2 separate regions of the Homo sapiens genome follow, and region 1 is linked to region 2. Evidence: chromatin contacts called from ENCODE Hi-C or POLR2A ChIA-PET data. All regions are on one chromosome and are shown on one strand. Each heading gives the region's core, a stretch centred on a gene start or an enhancer-like site at or near the end of the contact. The rest is flanking DNA. Distances are from core to core; before and after follow the strand shown.

Region 1 (5,426 bases), core at 1,684-4,183, 1.0 Mb after region 2:
TAACGCATAAGAAAACTATAGACACTGACCATGAAAACAGAGATCAATCTTTCATTGTCAAAGCTAATGAATGGCATTACTTGACAATATAGTAACCTCAAAAGATAATTAACTTCACATCCTGAATTGAATGCTGAAACAGAAAAAGGACATTAGGTTAAAACTAAAAATCTAAATAAACTATGGACTTAAGTTAATAATAACATATCAATATTAGTTCATTAATTGTTAACAAATGTGCCATACTAATGCAAGATGTTGATAACAGGGGAAACTAGATGTGTGGGTATATGGGAACTCTACACTATCTTTTCAATTTTTCTGTAAGTCTAAAACTGTTCTAAAAAATGAAGTCTATTAAAAAAAATCTAACCAGGCTTCAGTAATGGAGGGGGGAGGGTAGTAGAGGCTTAAACAAGGTACGAAATTAGAAGCCATAAAACTCTCCATTATGCATTAGAACATACACAAATACTCAAGAAATTCAAAGGAAACCTGAAGATACTTAGGAAGTTAAGCACTCCATTCATGCTAAAACCTTTTTAGGCAGGAAGATGAATAGGTTTTTTCATGCAAACTAAATAGCTGTGCATCACAACATAAGGAAGGCAATAATATCCTTAGAATGCACAATAAGCACTTTGGATCCTTTTTATCAATAATAACCAATAAACTATATTTTATGTTTGGGAACTATCCTGATATTGACACAGAAAAGCTGGACTAGAAGCAACTCCATAGGTTCTACCAAGTTACTCACCTAAAGACACAAGTTTATACTTACTTCAGGAAAATATATAAGCAAAAAGGAGGGAGATTGTATTTTTCCCCCCAAAAGGGAGGAGGGGAAGATAATCTACACATGAAAGGAGAAAAATGATTTCCCAGTTCTAACTGGAGGCAATTTTGCAAGAGTATTAACCTCTGTGATGGCATACAAATTAGTATAAATAGTTCAAAGTAGTAATAAAAGCTACGAATTTATATCACTTACATGCCTTCCAGTCAAAACAAATAACTAATGTTTTCTATAACCTCACCTAAAACACCTAGTAGGTACTCAATGTTTGATGACTCAGAACTAATCTCTCAATGTCTGAATTTTAAAGATGGGCATGCAAAGTATGAGAAAAACAAAGGAGGGTAATCATCTCTGAATTGTCGAGTGTCAAGTTTGTATAATACAGCATAAAACTGGAATTACTACAAGAAGTAATCGTAGATACAACCATCACAAAATTAGGATCTAGTATCTAATACAAAAGTACAGTGACAGCAGAACCTGACCAGGTAAATGACATAACAATTTCACTCATCAGACAGTACAGAATATTAAGCATAAAAGAATTATTTAGCCCAAATGGTATTTAAATCTAATTTAGGTAACTAGATGATGAGTCTGTTCCTACTCTACTCCATTTTCCAAAGGAAATCCGACAAAACAAAGATGTTTGTTATTCCAAGCCTTCTCTCACATGAATCCTCAATATATCATTGGAAAATACTCAAGAAGGAATGAATAATTAACATTTCCCCAGTAATTCCCTTTTGTACCACCATGAGACTCAGACGCTGCTTCATGTTGAAAAGAGAAAAAGGGGAGGTGAGATGAGAAAAATTCCAAGTAAAATGATCATGACATAGCATCTGGCAGAGATTGAAAAATCATCAACATTGCCAAAAGAATTGTCAGTGATGAAAGTCAAGAGAACAAAATGAGGTTTTCCGACAAGCCACAGCCCCATCTAACCTAAGGGGCAAAAATCTCCACTGCCGACGCTACCCCTTTCACCCCCAACCACCCCATGCTCAAGTCGTCTCCAATTCAGATGTTTCCTCTATGGCCCAGACTAATTTCCCACCCAGGTGAAAATCATTTAATTTTTTCTACTACCACCCCTTCCCACCTTCCACGACATCAGCACTTCGCAGGGCCAAGCCTCTGGGGAAAACAACGCCCAGATCCCACCCTCCTTGGCCAAGGTTGAAGAGGGCCCGCTCTCGGGAGTGGGGCTTCCCTGAGTGGGCCTCACAGAGCTGAGGAACTGGGAAAAGAGCAAGGAATAAGGGTGGGGCTCAAGAAAGGGGGCCGGGGTACGGGCAATGACCGAGACCGGAGGAAGAAAGGGATGGACAAGAGGCTGGGCGGGGTGAGGTCTGGGGAGGGAGGGCAGATCGACCGGAGATGGCCGGACTGCGGGGAACGGAGCCGGGGAGTCGAGGATTGAAGAACCCGGGGAACAGGGTAAAAACTCGGCCACTGGCGAAGAGCCAGTGGCACCGGGGGGCACATCGGGAAGGGCTGCGGTGGCAACGAGCGCGGACGCGAGGCGGGCAGGGAGCCTCCGCGGACGGAAGGGCCGCACCGGGGGCGGTGCGGGGACGCTGCGGCCAGCTGCCAGGAGTAGGGGAGCCACGCACTCACCGCTTTGCTCCCCCAGGAACACCAGCTTGAATTTCCTCAGCGGATTCCCGAAGTCTCCGCCCGTGGACATTGTGGAACTAGAGGAGCGGCCGCCGCCTCAGCCTAGAGACCTCCCGGACCGATGCTGCTCCAGCCAGCTGACGAAAAAGGCGAGCGGAAGGGCGGGCACCGAGCTCTCTCGGCCCCTGCAAGGCCCGGTGGAGGAGCCCGGCTGGAGGGCAGCAGGACTCTCCACAGACTGGCAGCCGCCGCCGCCTCCCGGCAGAGTAGCCTAGCACCGAGCGAGGCCCGCGGCTGGGAAGGGAAGGAGGGCGGTGTCGGCAGGAGCCAGGGGTGTCCTCTGGCTTCCCAAAGCTAGGGCCGTTCCCTCCTTCCGCACTCGGCTCCCAGACCTGGGGAAGAGAAGCTGAGGGTGGCGGAGCCGGAACCGCAGACGTATCTGGGACCTCTCACGCGCAGCGCCTGAGCTTCCACAGCTGCCGCCGCCGCCGCAGCCCAACCTGCTGAGTGCGCGAGCCTCTGGAGCGGCGCGGGGCGAGCCCGGGCGCGAGCCTGCGGCCCCGCCGGCCGCTGGCGTGCGTGCGTGCGTGCATGCGTGCGCGCCACCGCCATCGCCATCGCCTTCCTGGTTTGGACAGCTCTACCGGCTCCTCCCGCACGGCGGCGACGGGGCAGGTTAGGTTTCCACTGGCGTCAAAAGAAGCCAGGAGGAGGCGGGGCAAGCCAGGGATAAGTTAGTGGGAGGCTGGAGCCCTTACGTCACTTACATAATGAGCCAATCGGAAGGGGCTGAGGGCGAGCCCACACGCGAGTGAGGTGGCAGCGTGAGAGCGCGCGCAGCCCTCGAGCTGTGGAAAGCGGAGCACTGTGGCGGCCATAAGAAGTGTGGCGCCTCTCAGCCTGAGGGGAGGGGAAGGAAAGAAAGGGGAGGGGGAGAAGGGTGGGGCGGAGGCGGGGCCGGGACAAAGGTGGAATATGATCCCCCAAAAAGTGTGGGTGGGGTCCTATAGCCTTAAAATTTGTAATGGGAGCCTCTTTCCTGAGCCCTCAGCCGTGCCTCACAGTCCTCAGATCCCTTCTTCACCATTGCACACACCCCACCTTCTCCATCCTCTCATCATAATTCCTCACAGGCATCTTACTAAATAACATTCTCCTCCATTGCTCCCAGGAATGTTATAACTGCCAGAATCATGGCCTCCCAATTTTGCAGATGAGGAAACTGAAGCTTAGAGGGAGTAAATGACTTGCAAAATCCATAAAGCGGGCTGGGCGCGGTGGCCCACGGCTGTAATCCCAGCACTTTGGGAGGCGGAGGCGAGTGGATCACGAGGTCAAGAGATCGAGACCATCCTGGCCAACATGGTGAAACCCTGTCTCTACTAAAAATGCAAAAATTAGCTGGGGGTGGTGGCGCGCGCCTGTAGTCCCAGCTACTCGGGAAGCTGAGGCAGGAGAATCGCTTGAACCCGGGAGGCGGAGGTTGCAGTGAGCCGAGATCACACCACTGCACTCCAGCCTGGCGACAGAGCGAGACTCCATCTCAACAGAAAAAAAAAAAAAAAAAAAAAAAAAAAGCCGGGCGTGGTGGCTCATCCCTGTAATCCCAGCACTTTGGAAGGCTGAGTTGGGTGGATCACCTGACGTCAGGAGTTCCAGACCAGCCTTGGCCAACATGATGAAACCCCATCTCTACTAAAAATACAAAAAATTAACGTGGTGTGGTGGCGGGTGCCTGTAATCCCAGCTACTTGGGAGGCTGAGGCAGGAGAATCGCTTGAACACGGGAGGCGGAGGTTGCAGTGAGCCAAGGTCACACCATTGCACTCCAGTCTGGGCAACAAGAGCGAGACTCTGTCTCCAAAAAAAAAAATCCATAAAGCAGCTGGGCGCGGTGGCTCACGTCTGTAATCCCAGCACTTTGGGAGGCCGAGGCGGTAGAATCGCTTGAGCCCAGGAGTTCGAGACCAGGCTGGGCAACAAAGCAAGACACTATCTCTACAAAAAATAAAATAGCCGAATATCGTGGTGTGCTCCTGTAGTTCCGGCTACTCAGGAGCCTGAAGCAGAAGGATTGCTTGAGTCCAGGAGTTGGAGGCTGAGGTATGGCACCACTACACTGAAATCTGGGTGACAGAACAAGTCCCTGTCTTAAAAAAAAAAAAAAAAAACAAAAAAACTTTCTAAGTGAATAATAAAAAATATGTCCTTACATTTGTGTCTATACACAAATGTATATCATTTGTGTATATCATTCACAAAACATTTATGTACTTTTTCTCATTATTGGGGAGTTATTTGCTTAGCTGTAGAAATGACAGGATTGAAAAAGTGCCTTCTCAGGCCCAGGGATGAATTGCTGACCTAGAATAAATTACAGGGAAGAACCAAAGTTCTTAAAATATCATCTATTCTGGCCTATCAAGACAACAGCTATATCCTCAAACCATCTCTATCAAAATTTACTCCCTTCTGGTTCCTCTCCCAGCCATGTGCAGGTAGAACATGCATCTAAAATAAAATGGTAAAAACCTGGCTTGTAGCATGGACATTTGATTTTACAAGTAGTTTGTCAGATCTAATAGGGTCCTCTCCACCATTAACCCAGAACCCTGGCACATACAAAGAGCAGCTTAAACCAAGAAACTTTTTAAAAAGATTATGCAAACAAAAGTGAGTAGCTATTTTCTTTCTGATGGGTACCAAGTTTTCATTATGCTTCCTGAAATAGACTTTAAAGTAACATCTGAGGATTGGAACTATAATTACTTTGTACTTCCTACAGAACTTTATGAATCAGTCCTCCCTGCTGCTTTGGTCTCTGTAGTCACCTAGACAGGTGGTACTGTTCCCTGTCATTTTGAAGGGCCTTATGGTCTAGTCCACCTCTTACCTAAAATGTTTTAATGTTTTAAGCTTTCATTTTGCATTGACACATACACAGCCTCATTATCCTCTGAAGCTGCCTTCATATTACCAAGTACTCTGTGTAAGTTTTGTC
Region 2 (5,811 bases), core at 2,842-5,341:
ATCTTCCTGCCTCAGCCTCCTGAGTAGCTGGAACTACAAGTGCATGCCACTGTGCCCAGCTAATTTTGTTATTTTTTGTAAAGACAGGGTCTCGTTATGTTGCCCAGGCTGGTCTCAAACTCTTGGCCTCAAGCAATCCTCCCACTTTGACCTCCCAAAGTGCTTAAGATTATAGGCATAAGCCACTGCACCCAGCCCAAAAGTCAATACTTAAAAAACAACCTTTAAGTAGCTAGCACTTCAGATGAAAGCATTGGCAAAAATGGCAGTGCTACTCAAACGACAATTTGAAACAAGAAAAAGAGACCACATAAACAGTGCTTACTGCATGCCAGGTATCCAAGTACTTTATATTAACTCATTAAAGCCTCACAGCAGCCCCAGGAGATACATATGATTGCTATCCCTGTTTTAAGGTGAAGAAACTGAGATAAAGGGAGGTTAAACAACTTTCCAAAGCCACACACCTAAGAAGGAGGCAGTATGAATATAGTCTAGCCCTGTGCTGTCCAATAGCAGCCAGCAGTAGCCACACGTGGCTGTTGGACATTTGAAATGTGGTCCCTGGAATATGATGTGCTAGATTTTGAACACAGTGGATTTTGAAGACTGAGCACAAAAAAAAAAAAAAAGAATGCAAAATATCTCAATAATTTTCCCTATTGTTTACATGATGAAATATATTATTAACATTAATTTCACTTGGACTGTTTAAATTGCATTGTGGCTTACACTCTATTCATACTGGAGACTGTAGCTCTCAACTTTTTTTTTTAGACAGGGTCTCGCTCTGTCACCCAGGCTGGAGTGCAGTGGCACAATCTCTGCTCACCGCAACCTCTGCCTCTTGGGCCCAAGCAATTATCCCACGTCAGCCTCCCAAGTACCTGGGACTACAGGCTTGCACCACCACGCCCGGCTAATTTTTCCATTTTTTTGTAGAGATGGGGTTTTGCCATGTTGCCCAGGCTGGTCTTGAGCTCCTGGGCTCAAGTGATCTACCTGCCTCTGCCTCCCAAAGTGCTGGGATTACAGGCGTGAGCCACCAGCCTTTGGCCATCCACTTTTAACCACTCTTCACGGCCTCTCAAAACACAAACTGAGGGCCGGGCGCAGTGGCTCATGACTGTAACCCCAGCACTTTGGGAGGCCAAGGCGGGTAGATCACTTGAGGTCAGGAGTTCGAGACCAGCCCGACTGTCTCTACTAAAAATACAAAAAATTAGCTGGGCATGGTGGTGGGTGCCTGTAATCCCAGCTACTCGGGAGGCTGAGGCAGGAGAATTGCTTGAACCTGAAACGCAGAGGTTGCAGTGAGCTGAGATCGTGCCATTGCACTCCAGCCTGGGCGACAGAGTGAGACTCCAGCTCAAAAACAAAAGCAAAAACTGAGCACCTGCTATATACAGGCCAGGCACTGTACTAAGCGTTTAACACAGATTGATAGATGACGGTCCCAGCAACCCCACTGGAATGACCAGGTCTGGGAAACAGGAAACTACTTATCTCCCTGAGAAAAGCCTGGCTCCCTACTGGGCCTCTCTCAAGTTCCTATTCCTGCACTAAGGGCATCTGGCTAACATCAAAGACACGGTGACTCGGCACTGACACCTCTTTGGAACAGCCATGTTCAAGGCACTGGAAGCATGAACCAGACCTCAGACCTGGACTGGCCCTCCAGGAACCTCAGGCTGGAAGGGATCAGATACCATCAACCAGTGAAAACAGCCCAGGGGGCCCTCAACCAGGCTGAGGTAAGGGAAGGCTTCCCGGAGAAAGCAGCAAATTGAAAAAAGAAGTTCAGAGCAGTGCCCTGCTAAGCCACACTGCAGCCTGAGGCAAAGACAGAATCATCAGTACTGTTCCTCTCTTAATTTAAAATGTTAATGTTTTATATTTTGCTCATCATGGATTTTTGGCATTAATTTTTATTTTTTAAATGGCATTAAATATTATATACCTTGAATACTGACCTTTTTAAAATAAATAGTTATTGCTTTTACATTTTAGTTACCTTTTTTTTTTTTTTTTTGAGACAGGGAAGGTCTCGCTTTGTTGCCCAGGCTGGAGTGCAGTGGCATGATCATGGCTCACTGCAGCCTCAACCTCCTGGGCTCAAGTGATCCTCCCACCTCCCCCTCCCCAGTAGCGGGGACCACAGGATCTCATGACCAAACCCAGCTAATTACTGAGCTTTTTGGTACCCCCTCAAATTCTGCAACAGAGGCAAGTGCCTCACTTGCTCTACCCTAATCCAAGCCCTAGTTTGGAGGTTTAAGCCCCTCAGCTGCTATGACACATCACTGAGTCCTCATCCTCAGGAAGGCAGGGACCTGGCAGAAGGGAGTGTCATCCTGTTGCGACAGCACAGCCAAGAGCTGAGGGGTTTCCCTCCTCTCCACCCTAATGGCCCAATCAGACTTCAGCACCCCCACACCCCCATCCTGCCTCTCCTTCTCTCTCATGTCCCTCCAGCGTCTCTCCACTGTGCCAACTACAGTCCCACCCCCACTCAAAGCCTTTCCATGGTTCCCAGTGCCTTCGAGCACTCCTTGGTCTGTCATTCAACTTCATCCAGCTCTGACGTTTACAGACGAAGAAACAAACACCCACAGGGAGGAAGTGACTTGCTCAAGTTGTCAGTGACATACCCCAACCCCCAGCCAGGCTGGGCTGGCCCTGTCCATGACTTCCTCCATGTCACTTCTCACAGTAGGCACTGGCCTGGCAAACAGGGAGCCCCCAAAGTTGTCTGCTGACAATGAGTGAGTAAACCACATCCTCCCATCTTCAGGTGGCTCCAGGCCAGCTCCTCCAAAAAGTCTGCCCTGACTGCCCCCTCAAGCTCCTAGTCCTCTGAGGCTGAGCCCCATATCTCGGCACTGCTTCTGCTCTCTCTTTGGTTGCTTGTTTTGTGGGGGTCCACCTCCACCCAATCCCCCATGTATCCTGGAGTATCCTGAGAGTCCATACCCCTTCTTATCTCCTCTGCTGTCCACAGTGGTGCCCAGGACCTGGCTGGGCTCACAGGTGCACTCAGTCCCAGTCCAGAGGTAAGGGTCGCCTGGAATCTCTAATCCTTGTCAGCCAGTCCTTCTTCACGTCTGGCTTGAGTACTTCTTGCTGGAACCAAAACTTTTGCCCTTCTGTCCTCTACCTACCATTTCAACCCCAAGGTCAGAGTTCAAATCTCATCACCCCTTCTCTGTCCCAGCCCAGCAACTCCATGGTAATATCTCTACCCACTACTGACTAGTGACCTGTTTCACCGGCCCAGCAAGAAGATGACCCAGAGCCTTAGCCAAAGACAGGCACCCTCCAGCTTCCTTCTTTCCCTAAATGCACACCATTTGGCAACCATGTGCCCAGCCCCTGCTAGATTTTCTCCTTCATCTCATTTGTTCTTTTTTTTTTTTTTGAAACAGGGTCACTCTGTCACCCAGGCTGGAGTGCAGTGGTGTGATCTCAGCTCACTGCAACCTCAGCCTCCTGGGCTCAAGTGATCCTCCTACCTCAGCCTCTCCAGAGTAGCTGGGACTACAGGGGCATGCACCATGCCTGGCTAATATTTGTACTTTTTGTAGAGATGGGGTTTTGCCACGTTGCCCAGGCTGGTCTCGAACTCCTGAGTTCATGCGAGCTTCCCCTCTTGGCCTCCCAAAGTGCTGGGAGTACAGGCGTGAGCCACCGCACCCAGTCCCTCATTTGTTCTTATAACAACCCTAAGGCCTGTGATTCTTCTCTATGTCAATGTCATGGAAGCTGTGTGAGGTAGAAACTCACCAGGTCACCTGCTGGAGCTCACGGGGCCTTCAGAGGACGTGACTGCTTCTGTCTGGTGAAGTAAGGGAGGCTTCTAGAAGGAACCCCTGACTTGGGCCTTGAAGGATAAGTAGGAGGTGGCCAGGTGGAGGCCATTCCAGGCAAAGGGGACTGGGTGTGCAAAGCCCAGGGACAGAAAAGGACCTGGTGAATTTGGTGACAGGAGATGTCAGTGGGGTGGGAACAGAAGATGTTTAGAGAGAAAGGCTCAATGGCTGGCCCTCCGTCACCTGCATAGTCTGCTGACCGTGTGGGTGTGGCTCTCTCTTGAGGCCTCCCTGAGCCTGTTTTGCATTCTGATTTGCATGAGTCAGCCCTGGATCAGGGCAGCCTTAAAGGTCCTAACCCTTTCCACACCCAGCTCTGGAGTCCTCTTGGCCAGGCCGCCTCCCCTGATTGCATCCTCAGCTCCCCTCCGCACAGGCCTCTGCCCTGGGTTCAAGGAAAGACCTAGCCCTATGGGGAGCAAGGAGGGGAGGAAGGCAGGCTAGGGGTCCTAACTGAGGCCTCAGCTTGTCCACCACCACCTCCCTTATACAGCCTCATCCCCTACCCTGGGCCCAGCTGTCCCAGCACAGGCAGGCAGGGCAGCGACCCCAGCATCCAGACCTCAGGAAACTCCTCGGAGCTCCCCAACAGGAACCAAGAACATACACAGCCAGCTCTGGCCAGGCCTGGGTCTACAAACCACACCCCACTGGTACCACAAATGCACACCTCACACTACCTCAAGGGCCACACATCTCCCAGGGCCACACACACCTACCACCCCACCCAATGGCCACACCTCAGATCTGCCCTTTCCCACCACACACAGCTCCTACCAGCAATTCAACTGTGTGCAACAACCCCACAGCCCAATACCCCACCCTTGGCCCCCTCCCCGGCCCAGTCACCAGGTGATACCTCTGCATAGGGCCTCTTCGGTCTGCTGCCCTCCTGGGCCTTCTCCAGGCTCCGCTCACTCAGGCAAGAGTGTTAGAGGCACTTCCGCAGATATGAGGAACTAGTGGGGGCTGGGTTCCCAGCCCAGAGGGTGCAGAAGTGGCCCCCACGCCTCTGCAGAAGCCACCTCCCTCCAGCCCTGCCAGGAAAGGCAGCAGGTACAGCCTTCGAGTGGGCAGCTGACCGATCTCTGGGCCAAGCAGCCTATTTTCCATCTCTCGGGGACTGGTGGCCACCACATAACAGTCTCAGGAAGGCACACTGGGGTCTCCTGTCCTACCCCAGGCCGCATCTCTGCCCTATAACTCTCCCTGGCACCAGGAGATTCCTGTCCTGGCCCATGTGTGGTGTGGCCTGTCTTCTGGGGTCTCCGGAGTGCTGGTGGCTGATGGGGAGCAGCCCCTCAGGGCAGTGAGGACTGAGTGGGACCCCAGAGCCGGGGGAATGAAGAGCTGCCTCAGCTTGCTGGTGGGGAGTTGGGGGTCTATCAGCAATGTCCCTCGGCTCCAGGCCTGGGCCCCCTCCCCACCCAGTATGCAAGGCAAGTCTGGTTCCAGTCCTGGCTCCACCATTTCTTGTCTGAAGCCTGGGGCAAGTCACATCACATTCTGAGCCTCAGTTTCCCCTCCACAAAGTAGAGCTGTCACTCCCTGCCTCCTAGAGCCTGGCACCCAGATGACCATGACACGCCACCGCATGTGTACTGGAGGCCAGCGTGCTCTTCTGCTCACTCCTCTGCCGTCAGGCAGTCACTTCCTGTCCCTAGCCCTAAGGTCTTGGCTAGTCCTGACCCTGGGTGCTAGGCTTGTAGCCAGGCTCTGGGCTAGACTCCCTCCACATCCTGAGGTTCTCGGTTACCCCAGACACCAATGACTACCACAGCCTACCTCCAGCCATGTCCCCCTGCAGAGCTCCAGACCAGACCTGACTTCACGGCATTCTGGACCTCCCCTGGAATGCCCTGGCATGGCACACTCCCATCATACAATGAACTCACCAGCTCCCCTTGGGGACTGTGGGGAGCAGGGGGAGAAGAGCTGTCTC

The links. A loop is a pair of places that touch in the nucleus more often than their neighbours do. ChIA-PET counts read pairs that join two places held with the same protein, here RNA polymerase II (POLR2A). Pooled maps may share reads with other maps.
Region 1: a pooled map shows a loop between it and region 2 (14-fold over the local background). The contact joins the promoter of RAB6A here to the enhancer-like site in region 2. A Hi-C loop is called at or near these places in 6 of 50 pooled maps. POLR2A ChIA-PET finds 5 or more read pairs at or near these places in 3 of 52 experiments (GM12878, activated B cell and naive thymus-derived CD4-positive, alpha-beta T cell).

The regions. Positions count from the first base shown.
Region 1 is chr11:73,758,141-73,763,566 of GRCh38, forward strand. RAB6A (RAB6A, member RAS oncogene family) reads right to left here and starts at 2,934. Exons shown (of 8, transcript NM_198896.2): 1 at 2,426-2,934. The coding sequence starts at 2,495. It overlaps LOC124902711 (a long non-coding RNA gene), which reads left to right and starts at 3,018. Exons shown (of 2, transcript XR_007062775.1): 1 at 3,018-3,100; 2 at 3,597-4,960. RefSeq lists an enhancer at 2,085-2,585 and silencers at 2,882-3,191, 3,352-3,541.
Region 2 is chr11:72,734,225-72,740,035 of GRCh38, forward strand. The region is part of intron 1 of ARAP1 (ArfGAP with RhoGAP domain, ankyrin repeat and PH domain 1); the gene reads right to left. Among named protein-coding and RNA genes, the nearest start is that of ARAP1, 15 kb to the right of the region's middle. RefSeq lists enhancers at 2,466-2,645, 2,816-2,915. Within about 2 kb of position 4,092, at least 17 of the 41 ENCODE cell types and tissues checked have a DNase peak (open chromatin) inside an H3K27ac peak, as active enhancers do.